Regions from separate parts of the Homo sapiens genome. Here region 2 is linked to region 1. The links are chromatin loops, found by intact Hi-C in ENCODE. Cell type or tissue: heart right ventricle. All regions are shown on one strand. Region 1 has its middle 22 kb from the start of DMRT3. Region 2 overlaps DOCK8 (dedicator of cytokinesis 8).

Region 1 (8,000 bases):
CCCATGGCAGATTCTGCACGGGTTAAAGTTTTAAAATAAACCTTTATGTGTTAAACCACTGAAATTTTGGAGTGTGTTAGTGAAGTGTAACCTAGGCTACCCCACCCAGCCCTTACTGGCTTTAAAGGCATTCCTATTTTCAGCAAGGTTACAGGAGCTTACAAAATGGTTTTGCTTTTAGAGGGAATTTGACCCATGTGGTGTGATGAAACCAGTTAGCTTTCAGGCAGGCCAGAACTTACAGGCTGTTTGTAACATATGTCATTTGCTTGGGTAGACAGATCTTTGAAAACATCGGGTCCATGTGCTCGCTTCAGCAGCACACATACCAAAATCGGAATGACAGAGAGAACATTAGCGTGGCCCTGAGCAAGGATGACTCACAAATTTGTGAACCATTCTATAAAACAAACAAACAAGCAAAAACTGGAACCACAGTGGCATAAGGTTGACAAAACAGAACTTTTGGTACAAAAAAGTTGGGAAACATGGATAGTTGTCCCCTTGTTTTAGGGATGAAAATAGAGACCCTGGGAGAAGCAAGGGACCTGTCCCAGGTCACATGTAAGCCTTATAAGGAGCAAGTCTCCAGGTCAGACGTCGAGGGTGAGGGGTAAAGAGCCCTCCTGCTTTAGATCAGCCTGGTCAGGCTCAACAGGCACTCAGGGATTCCAGCACCCCAAAAAAAGTTCCTCCCTGTTCTAGGGAAAATTTTAGGGAATTGAATACCCTACATGGATCTGTCCCAAATTCAGCTACAGGAAAGAAGCACAAATGAGTGAGACCAAGACAGGGAACATCTAATTTGTTTCCATACGATATTGACAGATCTTCCACCTTTTCCAGAAATGCCTAAACACTCGGTGCATACGTGAGATCTCTGGATTTTTCAATGTTGGCAATTACTTGAAAATGAAAACAAAAACTCTGTACTAATCAAACAAAATACACCTGAGGGCTGGATTAGGCCTTCAGCCCATTTTGTTACCACTTCAGCTTTCCTGTTTTCTTAACTGCAGGGACATGACCGAGGCGACAGCTATAGTCATACCACAGACACATCGCTTCCGGTAGGGTTACAAGATTTAGCTAACAAAAACATAGGATGCCCAGTTGAATTCAACTTTGGATAAACAATGGATAATTTTTTAGTATAAGTATGTATAGGCCATACATATATTGTAGAGCATAATTATGTCCAGGGAATATTATATAAGTATTATATCATATGCTACATGTATCAGTATTATATATTATACTTACATACTATTCCCTGGACATAGTTATATATATATATACACACACACACACACACACACACACACACATAAAAATATATACCTATACAAATTCAGCCTGGGACATCCTTATGATAAAAAATTATTCACTGATTATCTGAAATTCAAGTTTAACTGGTGTCTTATATATGGACCAAGACAGTTGATTAATGAGCTCTTCCTTCTTTGGCGCTAATTTATCAGGAAAACTGGAAAACAAAGGTATCTGGGTCCAGCTAGGCTCAGAACAAGTCACCAAAGCTCTGGTGTGTGAATAACTGTATGCGATGCTGTAGGAAGGACTTGATCCCACCCACAGAGTGGCTACTCTCCTGGGCAAATGGCCACTGGAACCCGCTGTCTGGTCAGGCTTGCCTGGCTTCCTTCCAGTTGGGAGGCCTTTAGGCCACAACGGGAATGCATTTTATTCTCCCTATCCCTTCTACTCACTGAGGGTCAAGCCCACTACCTATGGGTGTATCCTCTGCAGGCCGCGCTGGCTTTTGCAGTGCCCTTTCCTCTCCCTGCCATAATAGCTGCAGCAGATGCTGGTGCTCCCAGGCACAGGTGGGCTCACTTCCCTTGTCCTCCAAACACTCATCATGCCCGTGCTTCTGGTGGGGGCCGGAGCTAATGGATCTCAGCTGAGGTTGCTCCAGGCCTCCCTCCCACCCCTTGGGAGAGGGAGGCCAGCTCAGAAACCACAATCCTCCCTCCTTCCTGTAGACTTAACTATCTCACCTTGTCCGCCCTGCTCCCCGGTGGAGCTGCAGAGGATATTCCTTTCAACCGGGAAGCCAAGCAGAGATCCCAGATGCCACCACCCACCTCGATCCACCCCCATATGGTGGCATAGGTCAGTGCCATGATTGGCCAGGGTCAGAGCTGTACCACCGAACGTGCTGAAAGCCCCGCTTTGCCCAAAGAGAGTCTCCGTCTTCACTTCTCCTTTCTTCCTCTCTTCCTCCTCCTCCTTCAAAGGCACACTTGTAAGGCAACTGGGTCCTCCACCCACAGTTCAAAATGCTTACTGACTGGGTCTCACTCTGAGTTTAAAAAAAGAAAAATTCTCTTTGGGTAATTTTTCTTTTAATTGATCGAACCAATCCATAACTATGAAGGGCAAATAACTGTCCTTGCACCCCAAGCCCTGTGGGGATGATGTAGTTAGTATTAATAGTTGCTGCTGATCACTGATGTTAACCACCCCCCACCCCCAGGAGCCTTATTACAATGATTTGGACAAATTCACATGTGCTTTTACCCTGAGAGAGTGTTTTATTCACCTGGGTGGGTAATTTACAGATGAGCAATATACTTCAAGTATTACAACTAGATTTGTCTTTTCCTCCTTCACTGGAGGGCCTGAGTTCTCTAAGGCTGTTCCCTGGACAGGAGTGGACTTCAAGGTTCTCATTGCAATTGTGGATTCCTGGGAGGGAGGGAGATATCCCCTCCCAGAAGTTCTGGTTGAGAAGGTTTAAAGATGGATTAAGAATCTAAATTGTTTGAACAGACACTTCAGGGGATTCCAGATCCAGTGAGTCATAGGCGCCCCTTGGAGAAACTATGGCTGAAATGGTTTTCCTGGCATTCTATTATTTGCCTAGCAGTTTTAATAAAGTTGGGTCTTAACATTACATTTCCTCCATGGCGGCATTAGATAATTCATATCTGAGTTTAATCCGCAAGCCGTGGTCAACACACATGCATGTCATCAGCCAGGCTGAAACTTCTAGGAGGGTCTCAGCGACCCATAGGCTAGGGGCTTCTTGGAGATCCCCTGCCGGTCCTGCGCCGTGGGGTGGGAGGATGTGAATCCCATGGTCTGTAGTCACAGCTGTCCTGGGAGAGGGATCCTTGAATTTGAGTGAAATAAAATATAGCAAAGATATCTTTGAAATACCCTCACATCTTTCTGGTTTGGCCGAGAGATGAATGAGGAGGACTAACAGGCGGAGGGAAAACGCCGACTTCACGCATTTACCTCCACTAGCCTCCAGGGGGCAGCAGAGCCGGGAAGAACATTCACGCAGGCGGCTCCGGGAAACGGAAGGAGGGAAAACGCCGACTTCACGCATTTACCTCCACTAGCCTCCAGGGGGCAGCAGAGCCGGGAAGAACATTCACGCAGGCGGCTCCGGGAAACGGAAGGAGGGAAAACGCCGACTTCACGCATTTACCTCCACTAGCCTCCAGGGGGCAGCAGAGCCGGGAAGAACATTCACGCAGGCGGCTCCGGGAAACGGAAGGAGGGAAAACGCCGACTTCACGCATTTACCTCCACTAGCCTCCAGGGGGCAGCAGAGCCGGGAAGAACATTCACGCAGGCGGCTCCGGGAAACGGAAGGAGGGAAAACGCCGACTTCACGCATTTACCTCCACTAGCCTCCAGGGGGCAGCAGAGCCGGGAAGAACATTCACGCAGGCGGCTCCGGGAAACGGAAGGTGCGGGTCGCTCTAACCCACAGGGTTTCACGCCACGTCCTCTCAGGCTCCTGGGGGTTGCCCTCGACAGCCACGGCCGCACCTCCCACCTCTCATGGAGGTGTCTTCGGGCCCAGGAGGAAGCCAGGCGGCTGGGCAAAGGTCCAGGGGCTCCAAAAAGCCCTGTGAACTCCGAGACCGTAAACTGGATCCAAAGTCCTGAGAGAGACCGAAGCCCACATCCACGTGACCCTTCCTGGTAGTTGACCTTGAGAAAGTTACTTCTTTGCTTCCTCATCTACGAAATGGGAATGGTAATCTACTGACTTCATGTGGTTGTTGAGAGGATTAAATGAGTTAATAGATGTTAATAATGGCTAGCACAGAATAAGTGCTTTTTAAATTATTATTAAGAGACAGCCGCCTGGGCTGGAGTGTAATGGCCCAATCATAGCTTACTGCAACCTCGAACTCCTGGGCGCAACAGATCCTCCTGTATCAGCCTCCCGAGTAGCTAAGGCTGCAGGTGTGTGCCACCACGGCTTTTAAAAATTTTTTGTAGAGATGAGGTCTCACCATGTTGCCTAGGCTGGTCTCAAACTCCTGGGCTCAAGTGATCCTCCCACCTTGGCCTCCCAAAGTGCTGGGATTCCAGCTATGAGCCACCACACCCAGCCGGAATAAGTGCTTTTTAAATGCTTGCTCCTGTGTTCACTTAATTCCAAACCACTTTTGGACAATGTGGGATTCTGGGTAGAATCGGTTTTTCTGTTTTTGTTTTGTTTTGTTTTGTTTTGTTTTGTTTTGTTTTGTTTTTGAGACCGAGTTTCACTCTTGTTGCCCAGGCTGGAGTGCAGTGGCATGATGTGGGCTGACCGCAACCTCCGCCTCCCGGGTTCAAGCAATTATCCTGCCTCAGCCTCCCGAGTAGCCGGGATTACAGGCGCCTGCAACCACGCCTGGCTAATTTTTGTATTTTTAGTAGAGACGGGGTTTCACCATGTTGGTCAGGCTGGTCTCAAACTCCTGACCTTGTGGTCTGCCTGCCTTGGCCTCCCAAAATGCTGGGATTGCAGGTGTGAGCCACCGCGCCCAGCTAGAAGTGTTTTTTTAATAAAATAATTTGCATTTGGATTGGTTTCAGATAATGTTTCAAAATAATACCTAGCAGGTGCTTTGAATTACTAATTTGACTAAATCAGTGTTGGATTCATAAGATTTTCTCTAAGGGTATAAGCAGTGGTATACAAAGCATTATTCCAATTCTCAAAACTCTGGATACAGTAAGATATCTTTAATACTAAGCTGCATTACACATAATGTTTCTTGAAGATTCAGGATCTGCAGTGAATCTCAAATATTACTGTATTAAGAGATATGCAGACAGGCTGGCTCACAGAGCTATCTTGAAGATAGAAAACTGCATAAATCGGCTGGGTGCAGTGGCTCATACCTGTAATCCCAACACTTCGGGAGGCCGAGGCGGGCGGATCACAAGGTCAGGAGGTCAAGACCATCCTGGCCAACATCGTGAAACCCCGTCTCTACTAAAAATACAAAAATTAGCCGGGTGTGGTGGTGCACACCTGCAGTCCCAGCTACTCAGGAGGCTGAGGCAGGAGAATTGCTTGAACCCGGGAGGCGAAGGTTGCAGTGAGCCGAGATCACACTATTGCACTCCAGCCTGTTGACAGAGTGAGACTCCATGTCAAAAAAAAAAAAAAAAGAAAGAAAACTGCATAAATTAGTGTTTTCTGTGGGCATTTTCATTCATTCATTTGTGTTGTTTTACATATGCTGTTGTCTACTCAGGCAGCCCTAAATGATATATGCCCACCTGGTTGCTGGTGGCCTGAGCTGGTTTTAGATCAGGGACAATCCTTAGAGATATACTGAGGTCAGAATGGTGGGCTGACCTAACAGATGCAGGTAGTAGATACTCAATAAAGGCTAGTTCTTCCAGCTCCCTTTCCAACATCTCCCTCCATTTCTAATCTCAAGTCCATTGAGTGAGATTTTTTTGAAAATTGAAACTACTTCCTATTTTCTCAAAGGGGACAGGCCAAAGGAGATAGGTTGACGAAGATTTATTTATCCATGGCTTCCACAGTATTCCTTTCAATGATCAAACTGTTCTCTAGCAACTCATTGTTTTTTCTTTCTCTCTCTTTCTCTAGGGTCTCTGCTAGGTTTTAGTGTACCTTTGAGCAGAGTAGAAAAAGGCTTCTCCTAAAACAGCACCTTTTCTGGTCTGACAAATTTGAAAAGGGTACCCACTCTGGATCTGAGGCCCCACTTGCTCCTTGGCTGGACCCCTTGGTGCAATACACAAAATGGACAGCCTCCACAGCAGCCTATTTCACCCAGTGATCCCTGAAGGCAGAAGCAATAAGGAAAGCCAGGGGCTGCAATGGACAGCCAGCAGGCTGCTAGTGAGGACAGAGCCCACTGGTATTGTCATAGCAGCCCCTGGGGCTGAGAAAGGTCCCACGTTTAATTCACCCACCCTCCCTCTATAGAAACCACCACACATCTGGTTCTGCCATATTTGGCTAGGAGACAGAGATACTTCCACAGATCTTAGGAATCTTTCATTTAAATCACAGTGGCAGGGTGAGGTCATGGTCTAAAACCAACAAGCAGTGACTCAAGTCTTCGGAAGGGATAATTTTTCTCAACAGCTGCTGTTTACTTTTGGTTAAGTCCAGTGGCTTTGCCCATGGGATATATGAAACTCTTGACATAACCTAACAATCTCGGCAAACTCTCAGAATCTAATTAGTAAATAAACTCCATTGTAATTTAAGGGAAAACCACTACCTTTCCTATTTACCCTTCACACTGAAATAGTAAATGATACTGTGGGAACGTTGAAGCATGTCCAGAATAGACCATCAACAAAAGGCAAGATTGCCTCTCCTGAGCCTCCTCTGTCCTCTGAGATTAGAATTTGGGGAGGATGCATTCAGAAATGATTTTTTTCCGGTAATGACAACGTTCAGTACCACATAAGAAATGAAATTGAAGCATTGATCTTATTCTTCAAATATAGGATAGCTTCCATATTAAAATTAACATACAAATTTAGCATCCATCTTATTTTTGACTCACTTCTGCTGAGTAAATGCACATATAAAGAATGAATCACTGAAACAGTATGCAGTGAAATAAAGTTCATTTTTCAAATACGTCAGTTCAAATGCGGTCAAAGCCTGTTTTCTGGGCACCCAACAAATGTTCCCAAGATGCTCCTTCTGCCACCACCTCCCATCCCCTCTATCCTTAGGGCAAGCTAGGGACCTTGGGAGTTGAGTCCCTAAAGAGCAAGTGTGGTAATACAGGACTGCTACACCTCACACCTCCTTCTCTAGTCCTGTTTCTTTTTATACATTTGAAATGTTCTTCGGCTCTTAGGAGCCTGTTGACCAACTTAACAGCCTGGACCAGTGGTCCAGAATCACTGCCCCTTTTCTCTGGTGCCTGATGCCTCCCCAGGTTGCCCTACCGTTAATTTCAACCATATCCATGTACCTAACAAATGTCTTGCTTCTCAATTCATCTATAAAATTACTTCCTCCCACCCCCATCATCAAGAATGTTGCTATTTCTTAAAGCTCAAATCTCGAGGGCAAAACCTATTCCCAGATGTCACTAGTAAACTGAAAATCATGGGACAGCCGGAAGGATCAGCAGTGCCAAAAATTCTGGCCCTCCCCTTGGGGGAAAGAATAGCACATTTAAGCTCTTATCAGGTCCTTCACCAACCAAATTTCCAGAAACAAGCAAGTCTGATCCCAAATGTATACTCAACCTAATAATTGACATTGATGCCAACATTGTTTGAACTAGATCTAGGGTATGTACTAGGACTGTTTACATGTTGATGTTTACCCTTGCCCTAGAAAAGTAGGTGGGAATGGGGGAGAAAGGACTTAATATCTCAGCATAAAAGTTTATGGCCTTCAGCCCTTTTACGTGGTGTAGATCTAAAAAGAAAACCCAAGGATGTGATGAAGAGGAAGTTCATTCTCACATCTTAGTGAGTGTACAAATTACCTGGAGAGGACAATAAAAATGTACTGCTTAGGCTACCAGGGATTCTGACTCAACAACTCAGGCCCAGGAATCTACCCTAGAAATTAAGCATCTGGGTACATGGACCACACTTTGACACAAATGCTCTAGAACACAACGAACCAACCCACACTCTCAGCATCTTAGACAAAGCATTTACACCAACACTAGGAGTTGGCAGATCCACCAGAAGGGAGGAGAGGCATTGTGGTTTAATGTGGA
Region 2 (8,000 bases), 650 kb after region 1:
CACCACTTGTTTTGGCTGCTGGCCTGGGATGCCGATTCTCATGCTAGAGTTTGGTTCAGTTTCATCACAACTCTGGGAGGAAACGTTAGAGGTTGCATAAAATAAGCATATTCTCTCTGGGCTCTTTTGTTCCACCCCAAGAGCATCACGGTGAGGATCATGCTTAATAGTAATAATAATTCCATGCTCAATGCTGCAGACCATGGCTCCTGTAACAATCAGTGACCTTGAAAGAGCAGTTAGGCCCTGAAGCCTATTGCCTGGAGTCCCATCCAGCTTTGCAGGCAGCTATCTCTAGAGCTGTGTGTCAGCAGCTACCCGCACCATGCCTCCCATTCCCCGAGTTCTAGGCTTGCTGTGGGGTTGATGTTTAGCAACATCAAACATTTCTCCTGCTGCTGCTGCATTCTCCACTTCCTTCTCCAAACTGCCACATGCTCGACGCCCACCAAACATGCATATGAATCACTTGGAGGTACTGACATGTCTAGAGAATCATTGATTAGGTAAATGCTAAATTTCTAGACAAATCCTGATTCTCACAGGGTTCTTGCTGACTTCAGGGAAAGTTCTACAAGGGAGTTGCAAACACTGGATACAGTGCAAAAATGCAGGGTTTACATGCCACTGGCTATTGCTAGAGAGCTGTCTAGGGAAGACTGTTGCCATGACATCTTTAACCAGAAAGCATCATCACCATCCTGTTGCTCTAAGTAGACAGACTTTGGACATAAAGAGGCAAACTTCCTGTTCTTCACACGTTCCCCTCCCATTCCACTTTCTCAGTCCCATTCAGTGGATATTTCCATGCCTACTGAGTAGATGCTGTGAGCTAACACAGCCTGCTGCTCTACCTGCACAGAAGATAACTTGTCAAATGGAGCCCAGCCTTAATTCCGGGACCAGGGGAAGAAACAGTGAAGGAAGACTGCAATGTGATTAACAAAAACTAGTACCTGATTTGCCAATGGGCAGCTGTAATCACAGCTTTGTGGCATCTGAAAGAATCTGCAGACTATCTTCTAGCCTTGGTGATTGGTGAGTGAGAAAGGCACTCCCTACTGGGGCCCTTTTCCAGCCATGATTTGTGTTGAAGATGGTGACCAACTATCTGTCCTTCTGACCTGCCCAAGACCAGGGTGCCACTCTAGAAACAAGACTATAGAAAAACTGATTTCTCCAGGTCCAATCCAGTCCCCGATGATGAGATCACATCAAAACCTTCTCTCTGGAGAAAGGCGTTCCCCAGTTACCTACTTAGAGTTTAATTTCAGTCAGAGGTAGACCATACTAGGCAAATCCCGGTGGAACCCCGACCCTACCAGGACCTATCAGGAAGCCAGAGAAATTAGGGATGTCGCTGGCATCCCCTGTTGGCCATATGGTGCCACCACCCAGCTCCTACAACAAAATCCCAGTGAACTAGGCTAATTGTCAATCGGCCTCATCCCCTTCCCATGCCAATCCCAAAGAGCATTTCCTGAGTGAGCTCCAACACACTGATTTTTGTCCTGATGGGAGAAAGGGTATGAATCTCTGCCACCCTCAGGAAGTTTACAAACAGGACGGGGGTCCACAGCTCTGATCCTATGTCCATTCTTTGGCACCAGAGTTGCTGCCTGACAGGCTGACTGGTCCCCCTTCAGTAATTCCTCTTCCACATTCCTCCCCATTAAGGTTGCTATCTACGTTCTGTCCAAACAAAATTATATTAGTTTCAAAATAATGCAGGGAGAGGCACAGGTGTTATTATTCTGCTTATCCGCAAAGTGAGGACAAACCACTAATTTGATGTTTGTTCTTTACAAAAGAGGAAGCAGCCATCAATCAATTCCTTCCTCCGTGGGTTGGCTCGTTATTAAAATGAAAGAAAACCTGCCAGAAAACCAAACCCCTGCCCTTTATCTCTCCCTAGTAAGACTATCTCATTGATGTTCTAAGAAAATTAAAGTGGCATGAACGTGTCCTGGACGGCACGTACATTGGCAGAATCTAGTTCAGCAGCCATTAAGTTAAAAGTATTGTAACCAGGAAATAAATGCAAAGGTAAAAAACACAAGAAGAGTGGCACCTCCCAGTGCTTTGGGAAGCTGAGGTAGGAAGATTGCTTGAGGCTAGGAGTTCAAGACCAGCCTGGGCAACAGAGTGAGACCTTGTCTCTAGAAAAGATAAAATAATTAGCTGGTGTGGTGACACACAGCAGTGGTCCTAGCTTCTTGGGAGGCTGAGTTGGGAGGATCACTTAAGCCCAGCAGTTTGAGGCTGCAGTGAGCTAGAATCGTACCACTGCACTCCAATCTTGGAGACAGAGCAAGATCCTGTCTCTTAAAAGAAGAAAATGAAAGAAGGGCATGAGAAAACAGAACTCCAAGTTTGCGATGAGCCGAACTTGAGGAGCACAAGGAGATTCCTGGAAAGGTGAGAATGAGGGGAGGCCATGTTTTCAACAATGGGAGTTAGGGGAAGAACAAACAAGCTCAGAAGAGCTATTGGAGGGCGGCGGAGGGAGAAAGAAGAAACAGATTACATGAAGTATAAATTAAGAATAATTTTCATGTCCCTACTCTGAGAAGCAAATTCATCCAAGTCTGAGCCAAAGAGAATGAATCAGAATTCTAAGGTTTCTGAGTGTGTCTTCTGAGAAAAATTCAGAGACTATTGTGTACATTTGTGTATATTACCTTTAAGGACATTAACTGACACTTCCAGAGAACAGAAATGTAAATCTGTTAATGGGATAACGAAACTGGTCTGTGTCCTGTGAGCTGATTGACAGAAGTTTAGAAACGCTGCTAAACTTGTCTTTGAGCCCTGATAGGAGAGAAAGCTCAGCCCATGTCACCCCTATCAAGTGAGTGGAGTGGTATAAAAGGAACGACCAGCTTGGGCTTAAAAGCTGTAATTCTAGGGAAAGATAAGAAATAGGCTTTGAGATTTGCTTATTGCTAAATGTACAGTTATTAGCCTGGGCATGGAAACCCCTTAGAAATCATTAAAATGAGCCGTTATGTTGAGCTCCTCTAATTTTATCCTTATGAAGCCATGATATTTATATTTCCATTAATAGTTGCATGAATCTCAATTTACATTTTGAAAGTTGTCAAAGAACATGAAACAAAGCAGCCAGGACTGGCACATTTTTTGAAAGTTTTAGAATCTTTCTGTTGTTGACACCAGTGGGTAAAGAAATTTCATCTTTTAACTATAAAAGACACATGACATCTGATGAATTAGCCATGGTTTTAAACAATTACCTTATTACGCTGTCAAAACACAGTCCTTTCAACTACTCACAGCTCTGTTTTATTTTGTACTGTGGGGTTTACCTGCACCTCCCACTCAGTTTCTTCCCTTGGGAAACCCTGACACAGCATCTCATATTTTGCCTGAGTAAAAGACGATCTGGAAGTATAAGACGATTCCCGACTTCTGCTGAGGGCCCAAGGGCAGCCTGTCTGAGGCCTGAAACCACAGGACATCCATTAAGGAGAGCTGTTAAAATACCTCTGCTTTAGAGATGGCCAAACACTCTCAGTGAAAGGTGGATGAATGCTGACCTTTGGGGGCATCTGTAAAGCACATGAGGAGGTCAGAACTGAGGATGAAAAAGCTGCAAAATAGCGTCCCCCACAACTTCCCAATAGCAAAAGAAATAAGACTAAACAGTTTCCCAAAGCTGTCCCGTCAGAAGAGAAGAAGCCACTTCAAAGGACTGATTTTAAATAATAATTTGTAAAACTAACAAAAGTATAGAAATCAAAGACAAAAGGCTTTTTGGATTTTAGGTGCTCCCTCTAATCTAGACAAACTATTCAAGATCAGAGTCAAATGCAAGCCTAACTTTGACTTAATTTCATCACCACTTCTCCATTGCTTCTGCCTCCACCAACCAGGGCAACTCATGTAGAAACAGGGTGCCTCATGAAGCTTCCTGCTGAATTCTATGTAAAGGACAGTGGAAAAATGACACTCGTCACTGTTAAACCGACCGCAGGACTTTTAGGTAGGACCGTTCTATATGGGCTGTAACACCAAAGCACTGTGGACTCAAGAGTATAAAATAAGGAGAGTGGTATGGAGTTGTGAACGGTGGAATCAGTGACACTAATGTACACAGCACCTCCTTACTCCTACCTGCCTCAACCATGATTCTAGGAAAATTCGGCACATTCTGTGGTTTACATATGAGACAAAATTGGTGAATGTGTAAATATGTATAGTAAGCAACTCTCCCCAAAATGAGAAGATTTCGATCTTTAGCTACATTAAGGGATGCATCTCTTGGTCCCCCTCCCCACTACACCTTCCAAAAAAATGCCAGATGTCTAAGGTCAGGACTTACTAATGAAAGGAGGCAGAAACTGACAGGCTAGAATAAAATCCTTTGCGAAAAAATGACAACAGTGATCTCGGAGGATGCTGCAATACTTTTCAGTTTTTCCTGGTCTTGCACTTCAAGGGCAAAAAATACAATATGTGTCCTACTTTCATAAATCACGACTTCATATGTTTTGTAACGAAAAAGGTAGTCGTGTGTCTGAATCTAGAAAGTGAGTGAATTGTGTCCTCTAGTGGCTGAATATTATACTGGAACGGTAGCTTTGCTGTCATAACCTTAGGCAATTGGTTCCCTCCTGAATTTTTTCATTCTTACAAATAGGAGGATTGCTGAGTTTTGGAGCAAGGCATTAGGAATGTGGGGATTGTGTTCCTGATTTATTATCGAGACCAAGTTGCAACTAGCACCAGAAATTCACTTTGTCTTTGTCTCCGTTCCTTGGCTAATTCAAATGACTAGATTTTGCCTGGGCTGCCACTGCCCTTCCTAACTACATGGTTTGTTTATAAAAGCTTCTGTTCCATAAGCGACTGCTTGCTAAGCCTAGTAAAACCAAGTACTGGGCTTCCGCATCATCTGATACTTAGGACAGAGTTTTTTGTTTTTGTTTTTTGAAAGAGTCTCACTCTGTTGCCCAGGCTGGAGGGCAGTGGCATGATCACGGCTCACTGTAGCCTCGACCTTCCTGGCTCAAGCGATCCTCCCACCTCAGCCTCACAAGTAACTGGGACTGCAGGTGTGGACCCCCACCCCTGGCTAATTTTTTTGTTGTTGTTGTAGAGACAGGGTCTTGCTATGTTGCCTAGGCTGGTCTTGAACTCCTGGGCTCAATGGATCCTCCCGCCTCGGCCTCCCAAAGTGCTGGGATTGCAGGTGTGAGCCGCTGTGCCCGGTATGGAGCATTTGACAACTCCATATGGTACAGGAACTCATTAAGGGTTGGTGGAAGCTTCCCTTCCATGAGAAGGAGGGGGACGCTTTGATTTTGAACAAAAGAGAGTGTCAGACCACCAGTGCCCCATCCCAGACCACCTGAATGGGAGTCTTCAGGGTGGGGCTGGACACTTACTCTGATGCACAACCACCCTTCCTTCACCTAGCACTGAGAAGATCCACTCTGAATACAGAGCTAACTGGGCTTAAACTGGGAACCTATTTCCTTGGATGAAATTAAGTCCCTTTCAAGGATACTCCCCATGTCCTGCCCCTCTTCCTAACCACTTCGTTTGCAGTTATTTCTGGTTCATTTCTTTCCTTAGAAGTTCTAGTCACTAAATCATAACTCGCAGACATTCCTTCCGGTCAGGTCCTGCATGCATGCTACGCCATTCCTTTTCCCCCGCAGAAGAGAAGGTGGGTAGTACTCCTTAAGACTCCACTGCGATATGGGAGCACATCCCCGTTAGGCCAGATCAGACTTCTGGTCTGAGAACATTCAGCTGAATAGGAGGAGTCCTGAAAACAGCTAATTATCCATCAGAGAAATCATGTTCCAACTGATATGCTTGTTCTCAGCAAGCACCGTCCTCCACAGCAAGTCTGATAATTGGATAAACAAGACCTCAGAGGCTCTCGGGGGCTGAAGTGAGAGATGAAAACGTACTTTATGTGGCTCTTTTTACTGTAATCACCCATTAAAGGGACGGCAGGGAGCTTAACAGCTCATTACAACCTCATTGCCTGTGATCTCCGCACATACCCCTCTGGCGGCCGCAGGATAGGATGCCCTTGAAGACCTTGCTGGGCCTTGGCCTCAGCCCATGCTGTTTTCATTCTGCCCCCACCAGAAAGCAGCTGGTGTCTCTAGTACCAGCTGTTGGGTCACATGGAAAATAAGCCAGGAGTTGGTGCAAATGTGTTCCTAGGCAAACCACTAGCATTTTCTTAATCTGGACACAGAGCAAGGAACGCCAAGCTTGGATTCGGATAATCCTTTTCATCAGCTCAGTTTTTCCAGCTGTTCTGCTCTGCTTTCAGAATTGCTGTCCTTCTGCTTGTGATTTCTCAGAGTGTCCTGCCTGGCTCTGGTTCAGAGGACCCTGCTCTAGCTCCATGCCTCTAACCCACAGAGGCTGCACATGGCACTGCAGAGGGCCCGAGCCGCTGGTTTGGGAGCCCCTGGTCATTCCTGGGATGAGCACTTCTGGCTCTAGAAGTTGGTCTCTATCGTTAGAGCAAGGATTTATTTTATGAATGCCCAACCCTCACGGACCCACGGGGATACTTCTGGGAGCACTACCCAGTTCTACCAGAACTCATCTACAGCTGTTCCTTAAAGAAACTTGAATAAGGTAGAGACACGGGGCAGCACACACACATTACCGCAATTACTTTTGCACCAACCTAATACACTAGAATGCAACTCGAATGGTGCCCCACGCAGGACACCTGAAGGGGCAGGGCAAAGAAAAGAGGCAGTGAAGAGGTGGGAGGAAGGTGAGGCTGGGGACTGGAAGGCAATGCCAGCCTATCCCAAGCCAACTTTACCTGAGGCACTATGGCAGCTGCTCCTTTAAGACAGGTAAAGATAACTGGAGTTCAACTCAAGTAATATTCAGCTGAAACCCTCATCAATACCAAAATCCTAAAATGTGTGACTCTGGTTACCACTGGCACTCAAGGCCAGAAAACATCTGCTATTAGAACCAGGTAATAGTTCCCTCCACCCAGGGGGGCTCTGCAGTTTATGTTAAGGGCACATTAATTTGAAATCCCAAACCTGGCTTTCTCAGTGTAAGCATTTATTGTTTGGCCCGACAGAGGTGTTAGCTACAAGCTCCAGGCAGATCAACTTTTTATAAGCCAAGCCATATTTCAAATTCATGAGGTGAATCCTCTATAAACGAAGAAATATTCCTGAATTTATCTGCCCCACAGATCTTCATTTTCAGTTATTTGATTTCCTTAAGGGATACAGGTATGATCAGGATTATTGATTGGCATGGAAATAGCAACATCAACAGTGAAAGTTACCTGACAGACTCTTGGAATGAGAAGAAATCTGGATTTCTTCAATTAAGAAATAGGAACTGCTGTCCCTGCCAAGATAATACCTTTTTTTTGAGACAGAGTTTTTTTGCTCTGTTGCCCAGGCTGGAGTGCAATGGCAGGATCTCAGCTCACTGCAACCTCTGCCTCCTGGGTTCAAGCGATTCTCCCGCCTCAGCCTCCTGAGTAGCTGGGATTACAGGCACCCACCACCACGCCCAGTTACTTTTTGTATTTTTAGTAGAGACAAGGGGTCACCGTGTTGGCCAGGCTGGTCTCGAACTCTTGACCTCACTCAGGTGATTCACCTGCCTTGGCCTCCGAAAGCGCTAGGATTATAGGTGTGAGCCACCACACCTGGCCCAAAATGATAATACTCTTGGGAGTGATAAGACTAATCCATACCTGTTATCAATACCATAGCAAATGAGTTTAGAGATCGTTGCTTGAAAAGAGACTTTTATTTTGGGGGCCAGTATAGAAAAGCTACAAGGTCCAGGTTTTTTGAGATATGGGGAGATGGCAAGGAACAAAAAGAGAGGAAAATGGACAGAAATGAAAAGGTGAGGTCACCCAAGGCGAACTTAGTCAGCTTGCCAATTTTACCTGGGGTTCAGACCTCACTCGATTCTTTCCATTTCCATGTCGTGAATGGGGGGAGGTGCAGGAAAGG

What was found. Peaks named below come from ENCODE experiments on the same cell type or tissue, not always from the same donor. Only the 100,000 strongest peaks of a DNase experiment are listed, where the experiment ranks them.
Region 2: it touches region 1 in a loop (4-fold over the local background); 30 of 110 quality-filtered maps call a loop at or near these places.

The regions. Positions count from the first base shown.
Region 1 is chr9:994,268-1,002,267 of GRCh38, reverse strand. It overlaps the pseudogene RNU6-1073P. Among named protein-coding and RNA genes, the nearest start is that of DMRT3, 22 kb to the right of the region's middle. In heart right ventricle, CTCF peaks have their summits at 3,356 (motif pointing right) and 3,569 (motif pointing right); no DNase peak of the experiment used is centred here.
Region 2 is chr9:344,456-352,455 of GRCh38, reverse strand. The region is part of intron 14 of DOCK8 (dedicator of cytokinesis 8); the gene reads right to left. Among named protein-coding and RNA genes, the nearest start is that of DOCK8-AS2, 120 kb to the left of the region's middle. In heart right ventricle, CTCF peaks have their summits at 4,370 and 4,575 (motif pointing left); no DNase peak of the experiment used is centred here; H3K27me3 peaks cover 1,447 bases.